Regions from separate parts of the Mus musculus genome. Here region 2 is linked to region 1. The links are chromatin contacts, found by POLR2A ChIA-PET in ENCODE. All regions are on one chromosome and are shown on one strand. The core of a region is the stretch at or near the end of the contact, and the rest is flanking DNA. Distances in the headings are between cores, read along the strand shown.

Region 1 (3,198 bases), core at 447-2,946:
CACCACCACCCCCGATGGCTCACCCACTGCATAGTTTAAAGTGTTTGTCAGAAGCCACGGACCTTGGGATACTCATTTCCTCCTTCGCATCCCAGGCAGAAGATGCTAAAATGCTCCGTGGTGACCCATGCTTGCTCCTAGGGCTGTGCTTCCTCACTCAGGGCAGCAGGGGAAGGCCTTCTGCTTTGATCATTCCCTCATAAAGGACAGCAAGTGCCTCACCTCCATGGACACTAGGTCTTCATTTGCAGATGGGTGGAAACCCAGAGGATCATTTTGGGTCAATTTGGCAGAATTCAAATCCTTCAGCACTCACTCACCAGGAAGGAAACCCAAGTCTCAAAGTGATACCTAACTCCAAGGCAGAGGCAGGGACAGGGAAGAAGACAACAATGGATCTAAGACAACCATCACGTCCCAGTTTGCACTGGGCAGTGGTACAGTGTTTAGAACTGAGTTCTACCTTCTGGGAAGACCCCAGCCAACCAGTGTGGTCGTTTGTCACAACAGGTCGTCACGGCAGTCCTGCTTAAGGAAAGACACGGAGCACTTAGAAAGCAACGGAGACCATCTTCATTGCAATGTATGTTGTCCCTGGAAACTCAGAGAATTGGTTTTGAGAACTACACAGTCTTGTAGCACACACATCCACAGTCACAATCTTGGTCCCTGGGTTGACTGGAGAAGGTGGGGGTAGGGCCATCCTATCAAGAGACATGGCTTCTCATTTAGCAATACTTTTTGTTTGTTTGTTTGTTAATTTCGAGAAATGTCTTGTTATATAGCACTGGATGGCCTTGAACTCAAGATCTTGCTTCAGCTGGATCTACAGGCATGTATCTCCACAGTCATTAACTAGCGCTCTTAAAGATGTCTGCCCTCAGCCTGGGGTTCACACACACACACACACACACACACACACACACACACACACACACACGATTGGCAGAGATGGATCTTGGGCAGGTTGAAGATACTCGTTGATATTCTCTGAAGAAACTAACCCAGCATTCTAAGACTCGGTGCTCAGTCTCCATGAGAAGGGCTTTTCTAATTTGAGCTGAAGTTTAGCCAAGTTCTGGGTCTTGAAAGCTCTCACCCAGTGATTTCATGGATGGGGAGGTGGGTCTGTGGATTTCTGTTCCCTCCAAATATCAAATAGCCGGTTTCCACAGCACCTCAGGTGCGGTCGGCGAGTGTCTTTCTCCCACACAGCAGAGCAGGAACCTCATGGCACAATCTGCTCCCCAGTCCTGTTGGTAGGCAGTATTTTCAAACGATTTTATCTGGGAGGAAATTTCATTTTCGGCTTGTGTCTGATCTTACTGCTGTGATTACTGTCTGAATGGATGGGAAATGGACAGCTAAAGGCTGTCACTGCACAAGGCTTCATCTTGTATTTCACTCAGCCGGAGGGACAGTAGTGCCTGCATTGAAATTCATTTTCATTCCTAATTATGGTTATAATTAACTTTTATACGTTTCCTGAGCAAATATATAAACCTGATTTCTGGCACGCTGTATTCATCACAATTATTTTTACTTTTAAACTATGCGAAAACCAAAAGCACAGCTCCTGAATTCTGAACATTGTTAATTTGAAGCAGAGAGCAGGCATTCTTAGAATCACATGGTACCGTCGTCTCTCCGGCACTGTGCCTGGGTCTGTCCTGCAGTGACGTCACGAACACCCAGGGCTCACACTAGATCTCCTTCGGCTTTAGAAGTCACTCCTGCTCCATGGCAGGTGAAGTGTGACTCTATCAACTCCATAGTGACCCACGGGCCAAGGATGCCTAGTTAGGTTTGTGAGTTAGCAATAAGATGTGCTTAGAAATCAACTTAGATATGTTTAAATAGCAGTCAGTAAAACTTCTGAATTTACAAAGGCGAGGAAAGGCCATAAAAATATATCTTTTCATGTTAATGATTCATTACTATTTCACATATCAAGACACCGCAATCTTGTGAGATTTTCTATTAGTCGAAATAATGTCTATTTAGTTCATCAAGGGTGGAGACTTTAAATTCTCCACAGCTACATGAAAAAATGTGAGATGAAATGGCTACTGTCTAGTTTTCTTCAGAGAATCACCATCGAAGCTTCCCGTTAGATCAGTTATGTAGCTCTAAGTATGAGACACTGTCAAGTTCTTGCTGCCCTCCAGTTATCATTATGGCAACTGCCATCGGCTTACAGTGAGGACTTAGGTAACCCTCAGAGGATGCACAGGATGGACCCAACTCGCACCACATCCAAGAGCTATTGCCGAGGTCCTGGGGCAGAGAGCCAAGCCTGTCCTGCTAAGGCCCTTCCTCCTCCTTAGGCTCCACTGTGTTTACACATCACCCAGAAGGGAGAGATGTCCCAGGTCCTACCTAGCTCAAGCCCAGTACATCCTTTCAACCCCCAGAAGAGTGTCTACAAACACAACTACTCTCCCAGGGGCCAGAAACTCATTCTGGCAGCAGAGCTGTCAACGTGGAAACGAACCTGTCCCTCTTCCTTTAACCTTCACACACCAACCAGGCTTGTTCCCTCTCAGTTCAGCAACTACGAATAAATAAGCTCTACATAAACCCTCAAATTTTAAATTGGAGAAGTGAAGATTCTCTTATCAGTCCAGAGGGGTGAAGTGACTTAGTCACAAGAGAATGAGCCCTTCTGCCTGCATTCCCCCCCCCCCCCCAATCAAAACAATGTCTCCTCTCTTCTGGAGTCAAAGCACTGGTGTCAGCGCCCTGAGACTTTACTAGGCAAACTGCTGTTGACTTCATGAAGAGCAGCTGTGGAAATGAATGTATTAATGGCGTCATATAGAAACACGTGTGTATCAACATTTGATATGCTTTATTGAAAGGTGACAAGTAGAACAGGTAAATACAGTGGGGACTGTGTGGGGGACATGCGCAGAACGACTATACAGGTGAGGTGCAGAAACCCCTACTGGGAAATCCACTTCCTTAGCAACTGACCACTTCTCCAGGTATCACCAGCTTAACTGACATCGGTCACGGGGAGTTTACTTCGCAAGACTTCAGCAGCTAGATTCCGGGATTACACAGAGTGACTAACTGGGCCAAATTCTTAAAATTTCTTCAGGTGTGGTTTTTGTCACAAAGCAGTTTTTAAGTAGATCTCTCTAGGAAGGACAAGCCACACCTTTTCAGACAGCCAATGAAACATCTACATTTCAA
Region 2 (3,198 bases), core at 233-2,732, 400 kb before region 1:
CGCCAAGACATGAGCCTCCACTAGGAAGCAGAAAACTCTCCAGGGGTTAAGGATGGTACTGGGAGAGCTGTTGCATTACCTACCGGGTATGAGGTTAGTAAGACACCAGCTAACAAGTAGTGATGAGAAAGTGGAGGCTTGGGAAAACTTTGGGGACTTGGCTGTACAGCAGAACCCAAGGGGATGGGTGTGTGGTGGTGAGGAGGCAGGGCAGGATGAGGAAGCAGGACCTGAAGACAACTCAGAAGAGACTGGGCAGGGCTAAGCCTGCTGGAGAGGAAACAAAGGAAGTGAGGCCATTCAGCTCAGAGCATAATGACAGAAGTCACAGGACAGTGTAGTAAACCTAGGGACCTAGCTTCCTGATCCCTCCAACCCTCCACCCAACTGTCTCTGAGGTGCCGGGCTCCTAGGCTGCGAAGAGACAGGCTGCCCTTTGGGTCTCAGAGCCAGCTGTCCCTTTACCTAGTACACCCTAGTACAGTCGTGTGCTAGGGCTCCTCTGACCTCCTCCAAGCTTCCACTTAGTTGTTCCGTTCTCAGTGAAGTCTACCTGAGCTCCCTTCCAACACCAAGGCAGCCTACGACTTCACACCTCTTCCTACTCTTTTCCATTTTTATCCTGGACCTTTAGTGATAGCGCCCATATCAACACTAGACAATTTCTTAATTTGCATCCAGTTAGTTAGCAACTTGCTTGTTAGTGCTTTGCATACTGTATTATATATACTGTTTGATGTCTGCCTCCAGGTTTCAGTATTGTATGCCCTCGATGAGGCCAAACATATTTGTTTTATGAACCTTCCTGCTCTACCTGAAACAGCCATTAGTGGAGATGAGCAATGCTGGTCAGTCCTGAGAAGGCAAAAAAAAAGTAGGAAAGTAGGGCCCAAGGAAGATGGCCAGCCTGATGCTGCCTGGAGACCCTCTGAAGGCAGTTACAGAGTGAAGAGACAGCAACAATTGGGAAAAGATTCTAGAGGAAGCATAAAAATAGCATGAATTGTCTTGCCTACAGCAGAGAACAAACCCCATGTTGTCACATCACCTTTAAAAGTCTAGACCTGGAAGTAAAGGCGCCATGTGTTTACTATGCTGCTGTCAGAAGACAATGTTCGGGTGAAACCCTCACAGGCTACACAGAGATGCAACTTAAAGAGCAGGATGTGACCTGCAGTGAATCCAAATTCACACAATGACACATTGCTCCAAAAGAAGAGACACAATGTTTGCTACACTCTGTTTTAAGGGGATATTATTTCTTTTGCAAAAATCCAAGTCCGTAAGTTGTAAAAGTCAAGGGTGATGGGTGCCAGATGGAGATAAGAGAAGAGGGGAAGTGGGAAACTGAGTTAAAGCAAAGGCACAGGAAGAAGACAGCAGGAGGAAGATAGGCCCTTGCTGTGGGGAGGCCACAGGTTGGGCCTGACCCAGAGAAAACACCACAGTCCCAGTGGGGGAGGAAAGGGCAAAGGGAGGAGGCTGTGTGGAAGCTAAGACAGCCACAGACCCACAACAAGCTCTATTTAGAAAGGTCTGCCGGAAGGACACTTGCTGGACGAGGGAACAGCTGGAACCTGAGACAAGCCAGAGAGCAAGAAGTCAGAGAGGAGAGGGGAAGAGGTCACCCTGAGGTCAGTCGAAAGTGAGATTAAATTCATCTCTAGAACATACTCCAAGAAAAAGAAAACATGCCAGTCACAGGAGTTGAAGGAAGAACCCCCAAGAAACAACAGAAAATGAAAGGCAATAATTGTAAATCGTTTGGGAGAGCAGCACTGAAGCATTCGAGTGTGTGTGGAATTCTTTTGATGATGGGTCATTAATTCATTGTGTTGTGCTATGCCCTGTCATATGTAACAGGATGCCTCATGGTGGCAAAATGTGGGGGAATAGAACCAGTCGCAGGGAGAGGCCTCTGTATTAGAGCCACAGATACTCACGAAAAGATTTAATCGTGTGTGTGTGTGTGTGTGTGTGTGTGTGAGAGAGAGAGAGAGAGAGAGAGAGAGAGAGAGAGAGAGAGAGAGAGAAATAGAGGGGATAGAAGGGAGAAGGAGAAGAGGGAGAGAGACGGAGACAAATTCAGAGACAGAGAGATGAGACACAGAGACAAGACTGAGAGTTGAGACAGAAAGAACACTAAGAATTTTGAGGGTTCACCATGTAGAAGCCAGTTACTGAAAGATTCCGGGTGTTTTTGTTTTTGTTTTTGTTTTCTGCCTAGGATATGAGACTTAATCAGTAGACTAGACCAGCTTATTTGTCTGGAAGAAAATGTCCTTTGGTGTTGACATCAGCATGAGGTAGTACAAGGGTCTCCAAAAGTATTGAGAAGTAGCCTCTCAGGTCTAGGCAGGAGACTTAACTATAACCAAGAAGACTGGCTAATAATTTAGTGGCAAGTGCCATAATATAAATCATCCTGAGACTTTTTTCATTTTATATATATATATATATATATATACACACATACACACATGCATACATATGAGCTAACTCAAGCCATTGCAAACTCTTTAAGACATATAGTCTTAGGACATGAGAGAAGGAACTGGAGACTATAGCATTAAGATGAACATATGAAGGAGACTAGTTTTCAGGGAAAGGCTAAAAGCCCTTCCTCACGCAGGTGTCATCTGAACTGGCATGCACACTGTGTTGGGGGCGCTCCCGATGTACATAAGGCCAGGAGGTGGTACTGTAAAAACCTGCGTCTTATAAAGGCTCCCACTCCTGTGGCCAAGTGATCTTTGGAGCTGGCCTCTGCTCTCTGTTGACTAGGACCCGCTTATTCTTGGGAATGCTTTTCCTTCCGTAGGAAATGACTTCTCCACTTGATTCTGGACATGGCCACCCTTCCTCTGAGGCCCATCTCTTCCTTTTCTACTAGGCAGCACTCCAAATTGGACTGGTTGTTAAGTTCTGACCAAACCTTTCTATCTTCCTATTTTTTTGAGCAGGAGGAGGATACTGTCCAAAAGCATGAGCATTCTGGGACTTCTGTCTTTTCTCTGAAATTCCCCTCCACCTCTACCTGTAACTGGCTGCTGAGAGCCATAGCAGAGCCATCTTAACTTTTCCCTTTCTCTTCCCACTTCCATCCTCCCAGCAGCTGCTGAGATTTAGATCTTGCTAGCTCTCTTGTTTCCTTTCTGAAACTCTAAGAAAATTTCCTAAGAGCTTCCTTCAGAGTCC

What was found. ChIA-PET counts read pairs that join two places held with the same protein, here RNA polymerase II (POLR2A).
Region 2: POLR2A ChIA-PET joins it to region 1 with 69 read pairs in Patski. The contact joins two enhancer-like sites. POLR2A ChIA-PET finds 5 or more read pairs at or near these places in 2 of 5 experiments (Patski and embryonic stem cell).

What each region holds. Positions count from the first base shown.
Region 1 is chr14:76,507,398-76,510,595 of GRCm38, reverse strand. It overlaps Tsc22d1 (TSC22 domain family, member 1), which reads right to left. Exons shown (of 3, transcript NM_207652.3): 3 at 2,831-3,198. Among named protein-coding and RNA genes, the nearest start is that of 4930444M15Rik, 12 kb to the left of the region's middle. Within about 2 kb of position 1,696, at least 2 of the 3 ENCODE cell types and tissues checked have a DNase peak (open chromatin) inside an H3K27ac peak, as active enhancers do.
Region 2 is chr14:76,911,114-76,914,311 of GRCm38, reverse strand. No RefSeq gene overlaps it. Among named protein-coding and RNA genes, the nearest start is that of Gm30365, 75 kb to the right of the region's middle. Within about 2 kb of position 1,482, at least 2 of the 3 ENCODE cell types and tissues checked have a DNase peak (open chromatin) inside an H3K27ac peak, as active enhancers do.